2 separate regions of the Homo sapiens genome follow, and region 2 is linked to region 1. A link is a contact called in ENCODE Hi-C or POLR2A ChIA-PET data. All regions are on one chromosome and are shown on one strand. Each heading gives the region's core, a stretch centred on a gene start or an enhancer-like site at or near the end of the contact. The rest is flanking DNA. Distances are from core to core; before and after follow the strand shown.

The links. Hi-C counts contacts between places; a loop is a spot of excess contacts on that map. ChIA-PET counts read pairs that join two places held with the same protein, here RNA polymerase II (POLR2A). Pooled maps may share reads with other maps.
Region 2: a loop to region 1 is called in a map of GM12878, with 16 times the contacts of the local background. The contact joins the promoter of JADE1 here to the promoter of HSPA4L in region 1. A Hi-C loop is called at or near these places in 2 of 168 maps with a recorded cell type or tissue (GM12878 and naive thymus-derived CD4-positive, alpha-beta T cell), 13 of 37 single-sample maps with no recorded cell type and 25 of 50 pooled maps. POLR2A ChIA-PET finds 5 or more read pairs at or near these places in 1 of 52 experiments (activated CD8-positive, alpha-beta memory T cell).

The regions. Positions count from the first base shown.
Region 1 is chr4:127,780,718-127,783,960 of GRCh38, reverse strand. It overlaps HSPA4L (heat shock protein family A (Hsp70) member 4 like), which reads right to left and starts at 1,639. Exons shown (of 19, transcript NM_014278.4): 1 at 1,304-1,639. The coding sequence starts at 1,410. RefSeq lists enhancers at 889-968, 577-1,569, 1,469-1,618 and silencers at 1,759-1,828, 2,109-2,278.
Region 2 is chr4:128,808,103-128,811,345 of GRCh38, reverse strand. It overlaps JADE1 (jade family PHD finger 1), which reads right to left and starts at 1,646. Exons shown (of 11, transcript NM_199320.4): 1 at 1,469-1,646. RefSeq lists silencers at 1-83, 714-833, 1,344-1,823 and an enhancer at 1,134-1,243.

The sequences.
Region 1 (3,243 bases), core at 390-2,889:
TTGAAAATATAAACGTCCAAAACGTTTAAAATTTCAATAGAAGAAACGTGTACATCTACGAAAAAAGGTATAAAACCTTCTAGAATCTTCTTGGAAAGAAATCAAAGCACAGACTGCTTCAAGTGAGCTACTCTTCAACATCTTTTTGCCATATTTTAAAGCTTTCCATAGAATAGTAAATGAGGCATTTAAAGACCATTGGACACTGACCTTGTTTTAGTATAGTTAAGGTATTATATTTTGGACCATTCAGAACGGTCAAATTAAGATGCCAAATTACCTTTCCATAAAAAGTAATATAGGTTTCATACAGTTGGTTTCCTCATAAAATTACCAGTAACAGCAGCCTATAAGCAGCAACTAGTTTTTCATATTTCAGAATTACTTCATTATATTCCTTGCCAACAAACTTCCCAGGCCAGAGAAACAACGGAACATGTGGAAACATGTTTCCATGACATAACGCCGCTCCTCCTAAGCCTTTCATTAAGCGTTCATAATAGAATCACTCCACAGTCATGTTTATACGGGACAGCTGCCCCCGACTCCGGCAATTCACTCTGCAGAAACACGCTTTTGGTCCGACCCAACCCCGCCGCATTCCAGCAACTGACGTAGTTACCAATGCACAAGGCCAGTGACTCCCATCCCGAGGCTCTCCCTATCAATGCACCATTGACCTGGCCCTGTAAACCGGCTCCATTACCTGCAGTTCTCAAGGGCACTGGGTTTTGTAAAACCCCACATGCCTCACTCCCCGCCCTTAAAAAAAAAAAAAAGGCTTTCGGGGCCAGATGAACCTGCAATTCATCTCTGACGTGTGCAGCCGAAGCTGACTTTTTACTTTTCTGAGAAAAAGCTGTCACCCAGAGGGACGGGGAAAGGAAGGAGGGCAGCTGGCGCGGGGCCGATAATCCCACGTAAACCTCGTTAGAGGCAACCGGAGATCTTTCTCAATATTCCGGACGCCAGGGGCTGTCCCACAGCAACCTCTTCCTCGCAAGCAAAAGAGGCGTTGGGGGACAGCGGCACGAGGCAGGGGACGTGCGTAGGTACAGAAAAGAGAGCTGCGCAAACTAGTGCGGTCCCTCGTCCTTGAAGGAAAAGAAGCTTTGCGGGGCGAGGAAGTCCGACTGCCACCCGGCGGTCTCTAGGGACTGCGGTTGACGGGTTGCACCTGTCATCTCGGGGTTCGGCGCACGTTAGGGGAAAATCCGAGGAAGCGAGCAGACAGGACAAACGTTAAGGACGGGAGAGAAAAACGTTTCTTAGGGTCGAGGTGATGCTCAGCAGAGGCACTTACGGGGTACACCTGTCGCTGTACTCATTGGCGATGGTCTCGATGCCGCCACTTCTCGCGACAGCAATGTAGCAGTTGAGAAAGCCGAGGTCAATGCCAACCACAGACATCCCGCCGCGTGATGGTCGGGCTGCTGGTACTGAACCCTTCGGTACGGGAACCGTGTCCTCTTCTGGGCTATTGCTGCTGGGATTGCGACTCCTACCAGAAGCAAACGAGAGGGGACCCCAAGTCGCTAAGCAGAAAATCTAGGGCAGGGAGTCGGAAACCCGCGGAAGGAGCAGAGGCCGTCAGCGCCGCAGCCTGCACCGCGTCCCGCAGCCTGGGTCTTTCCCTACTGCGGTTCGGCCGCCTCCAACCGGCGGTTACTGGGACCTGCGCCTGCGCGCTCGGCTGCCCGGGAGGCGCGCGAGCCTCCGCTCCGCGCCCGAGCCAGCTCCGGGCCCGGACTTCGGCCGCTTCCGTCAGCACTCGGGCAACGGCTGCCCAAGAAGCTGCGGGTTCGAGAAAGATCTGGAAAATGGAGGCTGCTGAGCTATCCGGGGGCGGGAGAAGCGGGAAGGCGGGGCGGGGAGGATCGGGGAAAGGAGGCTAGGCACATTGGCTTGCTCGCCCTCGCTCGGCAGTAGGACGTCGGGCGGTCGGGCTAGGTGAGAGGCAGGCGACCGGCCGGCCCGGGGCTTTGCGAACGTGTTTTGAGGCACATTTTTGGGTTGTTTTGGCAACCGGAGGCGTGCTTGTCACGGCGGCAGGATGCTGTCCTGGCTGGCGGGCGCCGCCCCCTCACCCCCTGCCCTCAGAAGGGCTCGCCCGCAGGCCTCGCCTCCCCGAGGGGCCCATGTGCAGCCCGGCGCCCTCCCCTTGTGGCTGGAGGCCCGCCGCGCCCGGCTCTGTGAGGTGGCGCGCATTGTCCGACGTCCGCCGCTCCGCCCTGTCCAGCCCCGGGGGAGCTGCCGAGCCCGGGACAGACTCTTGTGCGAAAGCGGGATGAGCACATGTTAGGTTTTTTTCTTTTTTCATCAGCAGGATTTGAAATATCAAAAGTCAAACTTCTGTCAAGAAATAAGATCACACTGACAACTTTCCCTCCACGTACCTTTCCTCACACCTTTCTAAAAGATGCTGGCCCCGCCGCTGACCCTTGTCTCTGGAAACCAGTTTTACAGGAAAGTGACCTTAATTAAGTGTGCCACTCACACCAGCCAAGTCTGTGCTTTAGCCTCCAGCCGCTGCCCTGTGGTCCTCAAAAAAGAGCCCAGTGTGGTCCAGCGCCCTCCCTCTTGGTTTGATCGGCATGTGTTGCCTGTCTGTAATTAACCAAGTTTTATGTTACACTTAAGAAATTTGGCTGTCTTGTTGCTTTTCGTTCACTTTTACGTGTGTGCCCTGTTCCTTCTCTGCCAGTCCTTGGTCTGTTCCCTGTTCCTCCCCGTCCTCTTCATCTAGTCTCTGTTCCTTCTCATCCAATTCTTTGTGTGTTTTCCTGTTCCATTTTGGTATCCATCTTGAAAACAGGCGTGTTTTTTTGTTTGTTTGTTTTGTTTACTAGATTCTTTAGTATTCTGATTATCCCTAGTTGTCCACTTCTTTAAATAACTTAGATTTTTTACTATTAATAATGTTGCTACAGCAGCAGCAGCAGCAAGGGTGGCTATAGTTCCTGCTGCTGTTAGAATGAACGTGAAATCCATTTTCAAGGGCAATACTGAGGCAACTGGATTGTACAGTATTGCTTGGGCTCTGGTCTCTACATTGAAGAAATCAATCAGGCCTCTCTTCCCTTCATGAGCACTCAGGAGACGTGGAGCCCCTGGGTGAAGCTGCGCTCTGAGACACCGCAGAACTCGGCGTCCCAGCGGGCAGCTCGTGAGCAGAACAGGGATTGGGCGTTGCCCTGCGACTGAACCCTGGGCCCTGGTCCTGCTGGGCGCCTGTGACTTCCA
Region 2 (3,243 bases), core at 397-2,896, 1.0 Mb before region 1:
CCCCCACTGGCGGGTGCCGTGCACCTGCCTCCCGCCGCCGCGCTCCGCCACTTTGAGCAGCAGCCGCGTCCTCAGCCCCGCCTCCTGCCCGAAGGCGGGCGGGGGGGAGCGGGAAGGAGGTGGAAGGGATCGAATTTCTCCAGCAAATGGGACCGTTCCGACAGGATTCGGTTCCCCGGTCAACATTCCACATTCCATCCCTCTCCCGCATTTGCAAGCCAATGCCGAGCAACCCGGAAAGCCTGCTGGCTACCGAACAACAGCCCCCAACTCGCAAACACAGACTCACAGGCACAAGACACGTGCACTGAAGGGCTCTGCAACTTGCAGTCCCGGGGTACACACTACACGTTCATTTAAGGAAGCAAGGAGACCAAGAGACCCCACCCCCACAATTTGCAGATGGTGCCAAAGGTTGCAATTTGCAATCCCCTTTAAGTTCACGATTAATCGGTACTTTGCTCTACCAACGCCAACTCCTACCCCATTTCATCGATTAAGGGGTTTTACACTTTACAAGCAGTCGCGCTGTAAGTAAAAGATCTGATCACTGGAAGCCCAGTTCGGAAGAATCTAATTGCCAAACTGTCCCTCCACCCCCACCCCCACCCCCCTCTCACTGCCCTTGAATTGATGCAATGAATATTTTGGACATGTGGTGACGCGGTGACAAGAGCCAGGGCTGCGGCCACCACACACAGATGTACCTACGCACACCTATGTTTGGACAAATACAGTCCCACCACACACACGGTCTCACACACTCTGGATTCATATATGTACGCGAACCTGCGTTCTGCCATTGCCATCTGTCTACCAAGTTGCTACTATGCTTTCCACTTTCATGCAGCCTAATGCACTTTGGCTTTCTAAAAAAAAAAAAAAAAAAAAAAAACCTATAAACTAAAGCCAACTTAAACTGGGCTTCTGCTCCTAAACGCGTTTAATTGATGATTCACCTGAAAACCGCATGTTCTTCGCAAATCCAAAAGAAGAAATAGCTCTAAGTCTTCAGCCCCCCAAATTTGAAAAAAAAAATCATAATAAAACTTACTGATCCAACATAGATCAATTCTCAGGATCCAAAAATCATCCTCTCCTCCTCCTCCGGCCCCCGCCCCGGCAATGCCCAAGTTACTGGTGGGATAGTAACGCTGCGCTCAGCGGCTGCCTCCCTCCCTCCTCGCTACAGATCGAGAACCCAATCTTTTGGCGCCATATTAATGACGTATTATATTATTTCCACTAGGCAGCGACCTTCGGCATTAAATTACTCCCGAGAACTCCCGAGCAAAGCAACAAAACCATCAAATATGGCTGAGCCTCTCGGCTCGTCCTGCAGCCGCCGCCGCCGCCGCCGCCGTCGCCGCCGCGGGACCGGGACGCGCACACGGACCCACACGCGGACACGCGCGGACACACGCGCGGCGCGCCCACCCCGCGCGCCCCCCGCGGCCCGCGCGCGTACCTGCTGCGGAGGGGTTCGGCCGAGGCGCTGGGCTGGGCGCCGCTCGCTCGCTCGGAGCTGCATGAGTTCGGGCCGCGGCGGGCGGGGAGCCGGGCGGGCCCCTGCTCTCGCCGGCGCGCACACACCGGGCACTCGCGCACGGAGGCACTCTCGGTCTGGCGTTTGGCTTGTTATGGAGGAAGGACTATGTGAATCAAACTCATTTCTGGGTCACTGCTGCCACAGGGGGGAGCACTTTAATCCCTTGCCAAAACGAGAGGGTGGGGACGGGAGGGCGGAGGGAGCATGCGGGGAGCCCGCGGCGCTGGGGCTCGGTCCCTCGTTAACTCTTCGCAGCCCTAGCCGCAGCCGGCTCAGCCTGCGCCAGTGGGGGCTCGCAAAGAACGGCACTGTTCAGCTCTTAGTCTCTTTCCTTACTTCACCCACCTTGTGAGCCTAGAAATTCTTGAGGTGTCTCCAAGCAAGTGGGTTTTTAAATTAGCCCCTTCAAACTGCTGTCCCAGTTTCAACTCTTGTCTGACATCTAGAAATGGATTCTTTCAGAATAGTTTAAAATTACGTAGATTAAAATATGGCTATTAAGATGTGTCATTTGGGTGAAAGGTTTTATTTTTAGGCTGAGTGGCAAAATAGTTGTTTGTAGTAACAGTTTTAGGGAGTTGCACATTAGGATGACATTTTTAAATAGAGAGAATCCAATTCTGAATAACATCTTTACCTAAATTTGTATGGAAGTGATCATTGCAAATGAGCATTAATTCATTAGAAGATATTATTTATAAATTGACACCACTTTATGTTACACATTACTACAGAATTGGACATCTTCTCCCAAATATGAGGAGTGAGCCTAATGCTAAAACTAGAATTGCAGACTAGTATCAGATCAGTCATCGGAGATTCATTTGGGGGTATTTATGTGTAAAAAGGAGTGGTTACTGATTTTCTGCAGAAGACAAGCTTGCTTTTTCATATAGAGGGCAACATACTTCTTTCATGGATTCATCTAGGGAAATAGAGGGGTATATGACATTCAACTTCAATAAGAAAAAAGTACGGATTAAAAACTCCCATTCAGGCCGGGCGCGGTGGCTCACGCCTGTAATCCCAGCACTTTGGGAGGCCTAGGTGGGCGGATCACCTGAGGTCGGGAGTTCAAGACCAGCCTGACCAACATGGATAAACCCTGTCTCTACTAAAAAATACAAAATTAGCCGGGCATGGTGGTACATGCCTGTAACCCCAGCTACTGGGGAGGCTGAGGCAGGAGAATCGCTTGAACCCGGGAGGTGGAGGTTGTGATGAGCCGATAATGCGCCATTGTGGTCCAGCCTGGGCAATAAGAGCGAAACTCCGTCTCAAATAAATAAATAAATAAATAGGAACAGTGATCACTAATTACAAAATTGAATATCGAACCCAAAAGGCATATGTGTCCACCGGAAGAATCTTTCTGAATATATCAGGTTTGATTTCATGTAATCCCACACCAGCCCAACTACCCACATCCAGACCCACATCCAGAACGTTATAATCTGATAAATGCGACAAAACAAAACTAATTGAGCCTTTCAGTTATTTTTCAGAAAACAAAGTAAGCCAGTGGAAATCCTAAGTACTGTATATGTCCTCTCCTGTTTCGCTAATGAAGAGTAGAAAGACTCCCTGCCAGTCCTATTCATGTGTTCACTTAATCCTGTTCAAAGCGATCACACATGTAAAGCACTGTGTTAACTATCATTATTACTATTCTTAGTATTGCACTTGTTATTGTT